Linked DNA regions of Mus musculus: region 1 is linked to region 2. A link is a loop called in an ENCODE intact Hi-C map of the cell type or tissue named here. Cell type or tissue: left cerebral cortex. All regions are shown on one strand. Links, peaks and the distances in the headings refer to the core of each region. The heading gives the core; the rest is flanking DNA. Region 1 has its middle 14 kb from the start of Gm22927. Region 2 has its middle 27 kb from the start of Aipl1.

The links. Peaks named below come from ENCODE experiments on the same cell type or tissue, not always from the same donor. Only the 100,000 strongest peaks of a DNase experiment are listed, where the experiment ranks them.
Region 1: it touches region 2 in a loop (3-fold over the local background); 10 of 42 quality-filtered maps call a loop at or near these places.

Annotation. Positions count from the first base shown.
Region 1 is chr11:71,859,414-71,865,845 of GRCm38, forward strand. No RefSeq gene overlaps it. Among named protein-coding and RNA genes, the nearest start is that of Gm22927, 14 kb to the left of the region's middle. In left cerebral cortex, for the core only: no CTCF peak of the experiment used is centred there; no DNase peak of the experiment used is centred there.
Region 2 is chr11:72,007,731-72,014,162 of GRCm38, forward strand. No RefSeq gene overlaps it. Among named protein-coding and RNA genes, the nearest start is that of Aipl1, 27 kb to the right of the region's middle. In left cerebral cortex, for the core only: no CTCF peak of the experiment used is centred there; DNase peaks (open chromatin) are centred at 2,808 and 3,706.

The DNA.
Region 1 (6,432 bases), core at 1,538-4,037, 150 kb before region 2:
CGCACAAATGCCCAGACAGAAGTTTAACAGGACAACCTGTCAATTAGATGTCAGTGAGCTGTTAGAAGAGGGCAGCGTCTCATCAGGCACAAATCACATTGTCACCTAATGAACTAGAAAAGCAGATAAATGTCCATGGATAACGGTGGACTTACCAATCTTAGATATGTAAAGTCTTTTGATTTACTAGTAATTCAGTATCAAGATAATTAGCTATCCATTAGGAACACAAGCACCATTTACACTGGCCACTGTTTTCTGAATCTCCCTAAGTGCCTCCCCTTCCACACTTCCTCCTCTTGGTGGCCATGACTATTGCTTATTTGAGACAATGTATCTCATGTACTGACAATTATCAGGGGGAAGGAAATTCTCTAGACTGCCATGGAAATCAGGGGTTGCTGAGTTCGCTTCTGCTCCACAGACTGGTACTGGAAGCAAAGGCTAGTCCACTATATCATCTCTGCTGAGCCCCTTCACCCACATTGCATCTTACTTCTCATTAACTGAATTACCTCATTATTATCTCAATGCCAACTCACAGAAACCACATTATTTTAACCACATCACACCCCAACTCCCCTGTAAATGTTTCCAATGTGTAGGAATTATATGGAAGCCAGAGGCTCTTGTGAGTATTACACGGAGAAAGCAGTCGTCGATTCTAGCCATTAAGATTTGATGAGCTTGAGTCTGAATCATGTGGCTTTGTGCAGTCGGAGAAGGAAGGGTCCATGCAGGCTTGGGAGAGACTTCATCATGGGAGTGAAAGGTTTGGGCTGGAAAGCACCCTTGATTCATAAGGGGAAGAGTTCCACTGAAAATATATATGACTAGTACATTTGAAAACTACTAAAAAATAAGTATGGAAATGGAGGACATGCATGGCAGGGCCAAGGGTCATTTGATGAGGATGTTAGTGCCTCCTAGAGATAAGCTAGATAGGGGGAAGGGGTTCCTCTCTTACAGGATTACATAGACTTGGGTGGCTAAGGTATCATGGAGGGGAGGGACCCTGATTCCTACTCCTGGATGCTAAGGCTTACAAACACTTAGTAGAAAGTCTGGGGAGTGAGATTCTGCTCAAGGAGAAAAAGAATGACATCTTTGTGTTTGCTTCCTGGGATCTTGTGTTGACTTGTAGCTGAGCATGCTTGCTGTAGACTGGGTAAATGACCGTGGTGTGCTATCTAGTAACACAGATTCTCACCGGTTGTTCTCGAAGAAAACTGTGAAATCACCATTAACCTGCCTACAAACACGGAAAGTGAGGGTTCTCTGTTTGGGAGCGCAAGCTGAAGGTCTGGGGCACCCTATCCTGTACCTCTCAGACTCCTCCTGCTAGGCTCATTTGGGGAGGGCCCAAGAGGAATGGAGTGGAGGCTGCTGCAGAGAAATCTTGCTTAGTTCTACATGAACCGTACTGTGAACTGCAGTATGTCTTGGGGAATGAGCCCTGCTTTGGGCAGTTCTTTAAGGAGAACTGACCCTGAGGAGAGCAGGAGGATGCTACCAACCTGCTTCACCTCTAGAAAACAGAACTAGAAGAGCCCACAAGGATCCTTAGAGAGAATGAATAAGAGGCTGCCACCCTAGACCTATTAGCTGGAGTTTCCTTTGAAAGGGGCGTGTATTCCCAATGATAGCCATGTCATACTTAGTAACTGCTGACCCAGTGGACAATGGGAAGGAGGTCTGTGTGTGTGAGGGATCCAGTTAGTCTAAGCTGAGTGAGACTTCACTCTGATTGGACTGTGGGGTTCCCAGGGAGGGTTTGGTCCCTTGATGTCTGTGTGCAGCTGCATCCTCAGGAGATGCCAGTCCCTCTTTGTAACATTCTTTGCTTCCTCTCTTTGAAGAACAAAGAGCTGTTAGGAAAGTGTTTCTTCAAGGTTACCATCTGTCTATCAAGAAATCCCTGAGAGATAATGTCTGTGCTGATGACTCCAACGTCTCCTGTGAGCCACTACATCCTAGACAGCAGAGAGTCAGCTGAGGCAAGACATATGGAGCATAGTCCAAGAAGCCAGGTTTTCTTTTTTTTTTCCATTTTTTATGAGGTATTTAGCTCATTTACATTTCCAATGCTATACCAAAAGTCCCCCATACCCACCCACCCCCACTCCCCTACCCACCCACACCCCCTTTTTGGCCCTGGCGTTCCCCTGTACTGGGGCATATAAAGTTTGCATGTCCAATGGGCCTCTCTTTCCAGTGATGGCCGACTAGGATATGCAGCTAGAGTCAAGAGCTCCGGGGTACTGGTTAGTTCATAATGTTCCACCTATAGGGTTGCAGATCCCTTTAGCTCCTTGGGTACTTTCTCTAGCTCCTCCATTGGGAGCCCTGTGATCCATCCATTAGCTGACTGTGAGCATCCACTTCTGTGTTTGCTAGGCCCCGGCATAGTCTCACAAGAGACAGCTACATCTGGGTCCTTTCGATAAAATCTTGCTAGTGTATGCGATGGTGTCAGCGTTTGGATGTTGATTATGGGGTGGATCAGCATTGGTTGTTCTCCAGATCTCAATAAAGAAGGACTTAGAGTTGACAGTAACTATTTAATCAAGATGTGACTTTAAATGGCTGTACTGACACAGATTACTTTATGATAGCCATGTGGCATCAGCTGCTATCATTTAAAACAGAGACTGATAAGTGTAAATAGTCTCACCTTAGCTCATGGAGCCAACAACGGTAGGGTCAGGGTGGGAGTCTGTATAGCAAGACTCATCTCTCCTTCGACCCCCATTTCAGCACACTGTGGTGTTTCGCCATCCACTGGCCTAGGAACTGTGGTAACAGGGCTGTGGTAGCAGAAGATGGAACTGGGGATACAGCAGGAAACAGCTATGGAACAGTGGGCGGCTATCTTCCTGCTCCTGACCAGCCATCTTAGACTGACCTATCAGAACAGTAATTGCTCCGGGCCTGCCCCACCCTAAGTGTCCTCCAGGACAGGAGAGGGCCCTGAGGAAGAAGCAGTCCCACATGAATCAGAGTTAACCTGTGCTGATCGCTGGCTCCCTAAATCAAGAAGCTGGCAGATTTTCTGGGTGAGAATCAATCTTGCTGTCCCTGTGGTAAATACCATAATCCTTTTTCCAGTGTGGTTCAGAGAATGTAACTGCCATGCCTATGATTTATTCGAAAATATTCTGCCAGGTTTCGTGAATGAGTGGGGAGTCAACACTTTGAAATGGGAGGTCAGGGCACTTCCCCCTCATGGTAGATGCTCCAGCAGGCTGCCAGCTCCCACCCGTGCCCCTCACACAAGGAACCTGTAGCCACCAGGACAAGGGGGCATGGGAACTGAGGGTGAGCACTCACACACCAAGATGGTCCTTCCTTAGCCACTGGCACAGGCCACAGGCAGGCAAACCTGTCAGAAGATAGCCAGGTCCTCCTTTTGGAGGAAGCCATTTCTGGAGTTCTACTTCTTTGATATTTTTATAATTTTTTTCTTATTACTCGGAAAAAAAACAAACAGAATATGTTTACATTATTTGTAAATGAAAAAATAGAGAAATTTCCAGAAAAAAAATGAGAATCTCCCTTCAGCACTTTCCACCCACTTGAGCTCCCAGATTTCTTTTCTTCTCCCAGGAAAAGCACTATTAAACACATTAGCACTTATAAATCTCGCTGCATTCAGAAACACATATGCCTTTCTCATGTAAAGAGATTCATTTGTTTACATATGAGCTATAATTTGTCTATATATACATTATATTATTTGTGTATGTGATAGTATACACATATATTCATTTCTCATGGCTGTGACAAAATATCTGACACAAATATCTTATAGGAGGGAACTTACTCTGGCTCACACTGTCAGAGATTTCAGTTCACCCTGGCGGGGAGCACACCACGGTGCCTGGGGAGAGGAGAGAGAAAGCACATTTGTGAAAGTCACACCACGGTGCCTGGGAAGCAAAGAGAAAAGTGCCGACTCTGCAGGTCCTCTCCTCTTCCGCATTTATTCTACCCAGGCCTCCAGCCTAAGCAAGGGTTCTATACACATGCAGGGAAACCTTACCCACAAGTCAATTATCTCAGGAGCTGCTCCTAGACACCCAGAAAGTGTTTTACCATCTCTGAGACACTCTGTAGTCCTGTCAAGATTGACTACTATAGTATAGCACTTTATATCTAACACTGACTATATCATATGTGTGTGTGTGTGTGTGTGTAGATATATATGCATGAATATGTAATATATTCATATATACATATATGTGTGTGTGATTATATATGTGCATATATATGCATATGCACATATATGTAGACGCACACACACATCTAGGTGGGCCAGGAAGCAGAGGGAAGCGAGCACTACCGCCTGGATCACTTTTCCCTGTTTCCTATCTAGACCCCAGCCCATGGAATGGCACTGCCTACTTTCAGGACAGATGCTACCCCTCAGTTAATCAGTACTGGAAATGCCCTCAGGATACATCCAAAGATGGACCTCTGGATCTAATCAGATTGTCAATCAAAATTCATTATCACATTAAAATACTTCATATCACTTCCTTGCCTGCCTTTTAATCTTGTTGTGTCTTCCTTGTTCAGATATTATAAATATTTTATGAATCCGGATCTGACTGGCTTTTCATTTATGACTTCTGTATTCTTCGGCTTGTGTGGAAAGCTTTGCTGCCCCAGGCTTTCTATACTTTGTGCTAAAATGTCTACGCCTCTCCATCTCAAGATCACTCAGCCTGCAGCTCTGCTCTTATCTTCATATTTGCCTCCAGAATGCACTCTCCATTCACACAGAGCCCACAGTGCCCAGGAGCCTGGGGAGATGGTGAGGAAAGAGAAAAGACCTGTGAGAAGGCAGGCTAATTCCTTCTTCAGGCAGAGGCAGGAGGCAGTGGCCAGCCATGGGAATGCAGGGCAGAATGGGCAGTTGGAACTGGAGTGTGTAGCTTGCCATAGAGTGCAGGAAGGAAGAGAGCCCCGCAAGCAGCTCCTGTAGCTTCTTCCTAAGCAGCATGTGGATCCTTCACAGTGCAGTTACACTGGTGTTCCCGGAAGCTGTGCCTCTTATGCTCTAGAAAGAAGCTAGGGAATGGATGAGCCATGAACTAACAGATATGAGAGGCAAAGAAGGGGAACGTGGAAAAGAAGGGGAACACGTGCAAATATTCACTGCTGCACTTGTGGCGTTTCTGCTGTGGATAGTGTTGTTCTAGAACTGAGGCTACAGCTGGGAGCACAATAAGACAGGCAAATCCCTGCTGGTGGAAGATACCACCCAATGAAGGAAATGATCCACAAGCAAGCAGGCAAGAGGACGTGTTATATCCTGCTAGGCATCAAGTTGAGTTATGAGGGCAGTAAAGAGCAATGACCAGCAAGTACTGTGAGTTTATTGCAAGCCTGTCAATGCATCCATACACTAACCCTTCAAAGAATGCCACTAAATAGAATTATCATTTGGATGTAACATGGAGACATGAAAGTTATTATATAACTCAGAGTAGGAACCAAGTTGTTGGAACAAAGATACTGCAATATGTTGTGGTCCCAAAAGAGATGAAGTCAGTTTTCTCTCGGAGGGAGCTGTGGAGTCCAGAACCAGTGGAAATTTCTGTTCTATGGCTATTTTTCAGGAATTCTGGATCTTTCTTCTTTTTTCTCTGCATTACAAAAAGTTGGTCAAAACTAGCTTGGCTCCACTCTGGAAGGTGGGAAGAGTACCAAAGATACGTATAAGAGGATACTTCAATGTCACATACAGCACCTTACCACGTGTTCAGTCAACCCTAACTGAGCCTCCTCTATGCTGCCCAACTAGCTGCAAGGGAGGCAGAGCAATTTAGTCTCTCCCAAAGGTGGTCATATGGTCAGATCAAATATAATTTGCTGAAACAAATAAGGTGGTAGATAGTGGATGTGAAAGGGGAAGAGAAATGACCCCTGTCCCAGGGATACCTAGTCGGATTTCAGGAACAGAGAGGGGTAAATAGAATAACCACTAAGAGTAGGCTTTTTTCTCCATATGAAGTAACATGGCATAAGATATTCAAAACAAGGAAAGGTCTAAAGAAGAGTGTTTGAGGAGAGACAGCAGGAATGATAGAGAGTCCAAGGCATGCTTTAGAACTGAAAGCAAAAGGGCTGGAACATAAGAAGGAGAAAGATCGTAGCTATGGACAAGGCTGGAGATGATGGAAAATCTTTTCATCCATAATTTGGGATCTGGGAAAATACTGGAGAGGTGGTTTTTTTTATTAATATAATAGATCAATGTATTCTAAGTTGAAAAATTACAAATAAACAATGAATATATTAATCTTAGTTATTGGAGCAGGTTAGCTAAATATGAACTTTGTTTTTACAATGACACAATACCAACAAAGGATGACTTGTTTTTAAACTCTATAAAATTTCAAATAGGAAATATCTCATTTTGGTCTT
Region 2 (6,432 bases), core at 1,771-4,270:
ATATACTCTATACACATACACACACTATACACATACACACACTACACACATACACACACTACACACACAAACACACACATATACACACACACAGTTCTTTCTATCTATTTGAAAATTGGGCTTCCACTCAAGAGATTGTGGGAAAGGTTCCAGTGACTTAAAAAGAAGTCACGGGGTAAGTAGGTGGGGTGATGATTGAGCACCGACGCACAAAGTGGGTGTAGCTTGATGATAGGGTACTCAGCATGTAGGGGTGTAGCTCATAATAGAGTACTTAGCTGGCATGTAGGACACCTTAAGCTTGACCCCTAGAACTACCAAAGTCAAAGGCAAGACTCTTAGAAACATAGCCCAAGGGGGGAGTTCTAGTGCCTGTATTTTGTCACCAAATGGTCAGATAGGCAGGAGAGGACAGGGGAAAGGCTCAGCAGATGAGTAGCAATACGTCCATCCTCAGCTACCAAGATACAGAATAAGGCGCTTCTTAAACCCCTGCTGCAGTCCTGCACCAGATGTGGGCAGCACAACTGCAAGGCAAAGTGGCTGCCATCTGGCAGGGGAGGACCCTTGAGGCAGATTGTTCTTGTAAACGGCCAGGTATTTCTACGTTATGCTGTGTGGACCACACAGCTTCTGTCGCAATGCTTCAACTCCACCACTGTTCTGCAAATCCAGTTACAGACAGGACAGAGATAAGTGGAAGCGGCCGTGTCCTAGCAACACTTTATTTACCAGAGTGGCTGTTTATGCATAAGAACACCGAGACACAGCGGTGCTGTGCACACCTGTGGGCTCAGCATTCTGGAGAAGGGAATAGAACAACTGGAGCACAGGGTTAGAGTCTAGCCTGGGCATCTGGGTAACACCCTGGGTTTTTGTCGTTGTTGTTGTTTTGTTTTGTTTTTAAGCAAGCTGAGCAAGGTGGTGCACACCTTTAATCTCAGCATGCCAGAGACAGACATAGGTGGATTTCTGTGGGCTCAAGGCCTGCCTAGTCTACATAGTGAGTTCCAGGCAAGATATAGATACATAGTAAGACTTGGTCAAAGAAGGAGGAAAAGGAAGGGGGAAAGGGAAGGAGTGGGGACAGAAAAGGAAGGAAGGAAGGGAAGAAGGAAAAAAAACAAAAAAGCTAGGTTGCTCTGAAGGAAGAAAAATCAAGATATAGTCAGAGGGGGCAGGGCTTATGGCCATCAGTGAAAGATGCAGAATCCTTCAAGATTCAGCCCCAGGGAGGGCTTTGAGGCAGAGAAGGATGAACTGGTTTGTACCTGGAAGGGACTTCACTCTGGGTTTTGCTACAATCTGACTCAGTCTGTGTAAATAGGAAAACATCAAGGGAGGGCTGAAACTTCGGTCCATCAGCTAGACTCCAGATCTGCCTGAGGAGTTCCAATTCCCTTGAGAGCCGGAAGACCTATCTCTAATGAATCTGTGTTGACAATAGCCACAGGGTAATTACACGTCATTCTCCATTGCTTTTCAAGTACATCTGTGGTCATAAACTCATGCCAAACCTTGTGGATGGTGCAAGGTGGACCAGGCAAGCCCTTTGTGTTCATTGCTGTGTTCATTGCTGTATTCATGCTGGGACCATGACATCTGACAGACACAACTTCACGCTCACGGTTTCAAAGGAGTCCACGTTCATCCTGATGGGAAAGCATGGTGAAGGTGGTGGCAGGAGGAGTGTGGGACCACACAGGCCAGTTCTATGCCAGCCAAGCTAGACACATCTTGGAAGAAGGGACTTCAGGTGAGAAAATGCCCCCACTAGACTGATATGTGAGCAAGCCTGTGGTGTGTTTTCTTGATTGATGATTGATGTGGGAAGACCCAGATCACTGTCACAGTGCCACCTCTGGGCTGGTTGTCCTGGATGCTCTTAGAAGGAAGACTGAGTAAGTTGGTAAGCATTTTCCTCCATGGCCTCTGCATCAGTTCTTGCCTCCAAGTTCCTGCTTTGGCTTTACTGGATGGTAGACTTCAAACTACAAGACAAAATAAACCCTTTGCTCCCCAAGTTACATTTGGTCATTATTGTTATTGCTGCTATTATTGTTATTATTATTATTATTACTATTACAGAGTAGACATCCTAACTAAGCTGGGAACACAAACTCCTCATGTGGTACAGCCAGGAAGCAGAGAGTGCAGAGGGTCACCAGGGTGAGTGTAACCTCCTAAGACCTGCCCCTAGATGTCTATTTCTACCAGGGAGATCCCTACATCCAGAAGACTCCACTGCCTCCCCTACATCACCACATATGAGCCTGTGGGAACCTTTCACATAAAAACCAAAGTATCCACTCTCTTCATATTACAGAGCAAGACTGAAGGCCTGAGATGTGAAGTGGTCCCTCAGGATCACATGACTAGAAGACCTAGAGATCAGAGCTAATGCTGGAATCACTGAGAGTTCAGCGTTCTCCTAGCCTAACTTGTGGTTCTAACTTGCAAACATTGTGGCCATTCAGTATGCATTTCTGGAATTTAATGCGCATTGAATCAGCTTGTATCTTCTCTAAAGAGACATGATATGAGGCATGTATGTATTTCAAATAAAAAAGGGAGTTTCAATTTTTCAAAGTTTATGAAATGAAGCAGCCCCAAGGCATGTCTTGCAATGAGGTCGGATTTACGCAAAACAAGCCACCAGGTCTGAGAGATGCTCTCTTATCCCCTGACCTCTGGCAAGTCCCTTCCTCACCCAACAGTTTATTCTCAGCTGTTACACAACGGAGTGGGATCAATGCTCACTGGAGTCTCTCTCTACTCGAAGAAAAATGCTTTAATCAATTAGGTCTGGGCATTGGGCCAACATTTTCACATTCTCACCATAAACCATTCTGTAAGCTGTAAGAGGAGGCAGAGGTATTTGGAGTCCTCTGAAAGAAGGCTGAAGTCATCTCCCTCTAGACCACGGATCTCAAGGCCAGCAGGAGCCAAAGACAGGCAGGCCACTGCTGTAAGTTTGCAGGTGACCAGTAAGCCTCTAAAAAAAAAAAAAATCACGGACTTCTCAGACCAATACACTGGGAACTGCTGGTCCTGACTCTGCATTTCACAAAGGCACTAGTCCTGGACAGCATCTCTCTTCCTTCAGCGAGGGATCACAGAAGAGATGATGAGCAGCTAATACAACCTCCACGAGGAGCTGAGAAGATAGCACAATGGGTAATGTGCTTGCAGCACAAGTGTGGAGACCTGGGATTGAGTCCTCAGAATCCACATAAAGTCCGGGAGTGATAGGTCCTATCTGTAATCCCAGCATCCTGCAATGAGATGGAAGCAGAGACAGGAGAACCCCCAGAAGCTGCGGGACCAGCGAGCCTGGACCACACAGCAGAGAACAACAAAAGAAAGGCTCCGTCTCAAACTAGAGAGAAAGCAGAGTCCAAAGGTTATCCTCCAACCTCCACACACAGGCTGTGGCAAGCTTTCCCCTGTGAGTGCACAACCACACACATACAAAGTAAAGAAAGAAAGAGAGAAATGTAAACATTAAAAACTATCATCCACGATCTGGAGGAACTAAAACAACCTCTTGCATATCCGACACTCCTTAAGGGAAGCTCTGTAGCCAGCTCTTCACCAGCAGTGGGTCCCCAGCTCACCCAGCATCTCATCCTGCTTGGTGATGCTCTGAGCAAGTGCCAGCAGAGCCACCTGGCTAGAGGGGCAGGAAGAAAGCAGTTCAGAAATGAGGCTGCTGGGAAGGAAGCGTTTGACGGAACTTCCTGGTTCCTTCTGAATAGTAATGAGTGGTGTGCAGAAGTCAAGATTTTTATTTCTTGTTTTTCAAAAGCCACATTGATGGGAGCAGGCTCACAATACAAACAGTGGTGATTGCAATCACTTGCTGTTCCCATGGTAACAGACAAGATTAAAAGGGCAAACAACAGAGCTGGAACTCTCTTCAGATTAAACTCTCCTGATTTTAATTGCCAGGCAGCACGCTGACACATGAAATCCCAGACTCTGTTTAACAAAATCAAAACCTCCCCTCTGCTACCGACGGGATTAATTCAGGCTGACCAGACTAGTCCTCACTCTCCCCGTGCAGGGCTTGAAGCACCACAAAAAGTCAAGCCTTGCATACCTCCAGCACCAGAGGGTCCATTACCTGCAGCAGAGAATCCCTCTGTGTTGCCCCAACTGCTAATCTCCATTAATAAGCTCCTGCTTTCATGGCCACCAGCGCCAAGCAGTTTTGTGCTTCCTGCCTTGCAAATGAGGGAACTGCAGCTTGGAGAGATTAGAGTTAAGTGCTAGACACTCAGTACCATCCTGTCTGTCCCCAAACCCAAGATACTTTGCCAACCCTCTGCCTCTGGAGGAAGGAATGGAAAAGTGTGGAGATGATTGGCTTGCAGGGGTGACATGACATAGAAAGGCCAGAGACAGCTGGGCAGTTGACACCTGGCCCTGACCCAACAGTTCCCTGCTAGCCCTTGTCCCTCCCCAGAGAAACTGTAATTCTAACTGAGAGCTCAGCTCTACCTTGGTGCCACTCAGCAGGGTGGTGGTGTTGTAGTAATAATATTCTTGGATTTTCTTCATTCCATGGTGCCTGCTTTCCCCGGCTCCAGCTTCTTTCTCTCCTGGGTGGTGAGTTTTCACCTCACACAGCTGCTTGGAGTTTGATCAAGTTGGTACAAAGCCACCTCGGCAAGCCTAGGGAGAAAGAGCCCTTCAGAAAAACAACACTGAAATAAAACAACAAAAGATTCACTGGGAAATAATGATTGAACAAGCCATGCAGGGCATCTGCTCTCCAGCCCCAGATAAACAAAGTCAATCTCTAAACCATGTAGTCAGGCATTATTTACTGCTCAACTTCTTATTGGGCACCTACAGTATTCAAAAGAAAATTGCTACATCATTCAACACAGGGACGTGCAGCAGGTGCTGCCACCAGCATCCACCAGAGCAAGATACAAAGTATACAATATACATGGTGCTGGACTACTGATGCTGAGACATTATCCTGGAAGGCTTAGGAAAGTAGTCTTTTCATCACTTGTTCAGCTACTGCTGCTCTATAAGGGTGAATAGAAGTCTAGAAGCCAGCTTTTTGGAGAAGACAGTAAGAGATCAAACACACCCCCCATCCCAACCCAAGTTCCCTGGAGGGGCAAGAAGAGGGAAAATAAAACACAGAAACTGATCTTGGGAATAACAACTGGGCTGAACAGGGAGAAATGAGGAGTTCGGAGGAGAAGGGGTTATTGAGAAACAACCTTGGAAACAAGTAGCTGAAGCCAGGGGAGGAAATAGCTCTTGAAAAGCATGTTGTTACAAAGATGCGGTAGTAGGGACTCCACCAGTCAGTCTCGGGGATTGCCCTTGGAATCCTTGCTACTGGAAGAGGAAGAACATGGGAGAGAGCAAGCAGGGAGGAAGGGCTGCAAGCCAAGCCAAGAGGTCCAACAACTAGCCCAGTGTGATAAGAGAAAGAAACTAATGGGGGGAAAGAAAACAAGGCTTTTCTCCCCATTCCACCTCCCAAAGCCTCTGTCTAGCCAAACTGGAAGCCAAAAAGTGCATGACCTTTGTGACCCAAGACAGACAGCCTCTCAGGATACAGAGAAAAGCAGCCAGTAAAGGGGAGCTGAAATCATCCGAAAGGCAGCAATAGCTAAGCCCCACATGAAGGGAAGTGTCTCAGGGACACACACACTTATCCCACTAAAGTGATCCCTGCTGCTCCCCAAACCGTCTGAAATCAGCAGGCAGTGAGTGAGGATGGAGGGAGGTGATGCTGACAGAGGGCAGGCCGACTGAAACGGTACGGCAGGGAGACAGAGACGGCGTTGCCACAGTGACCCAGAACAAGGGAAGGAGTGGGCTGCTCACCACGCCCACACATGAGAAGTTTCAGGAATTAGATACAAAGATACCCCAGGGAACTTTGATCATTGGAACCATCCTGGACCAAACACAGATGGTGGACAAAAGTAAGGATGCCCAGGCCTGCCAGAGGCCTTCTTCACCCCAGCAACAGGGTGCTTTCCACTTGCAGGTAGAGGTGGTTGATTAGGGAGATGTACACAAAAGGCCATCCACAAGGATGGTCAGAGAAGTCCATACACTAAATCCCAAGCAAGCCCCAGTCCACTGTTTCAATTGCTGCCAGCCACACATACCCTTTCAGGCAGGGCTCTTCATAGCCTGAAAAGCCTAGGACAGGAAGTCTATAAGATGCAGATACCGGAAGACCCCAACCTTAACCCTATTCTATAATTATTCTATGGCTAAGCCCCTATTCCTGATTCTCTTGTCACTGTGAGCTCCCTGCATCTGCAGAAACATAGTCAACTGTTTAGGCCTCACCCAGTGCCTGGAGAGTTGGCAGAGCAGTAAAGAGTGCATACTGTCCTTAAAGAGAATGTGGGTTTGGCTCAAGTCCCCACTTCAGGGAGTTCACAA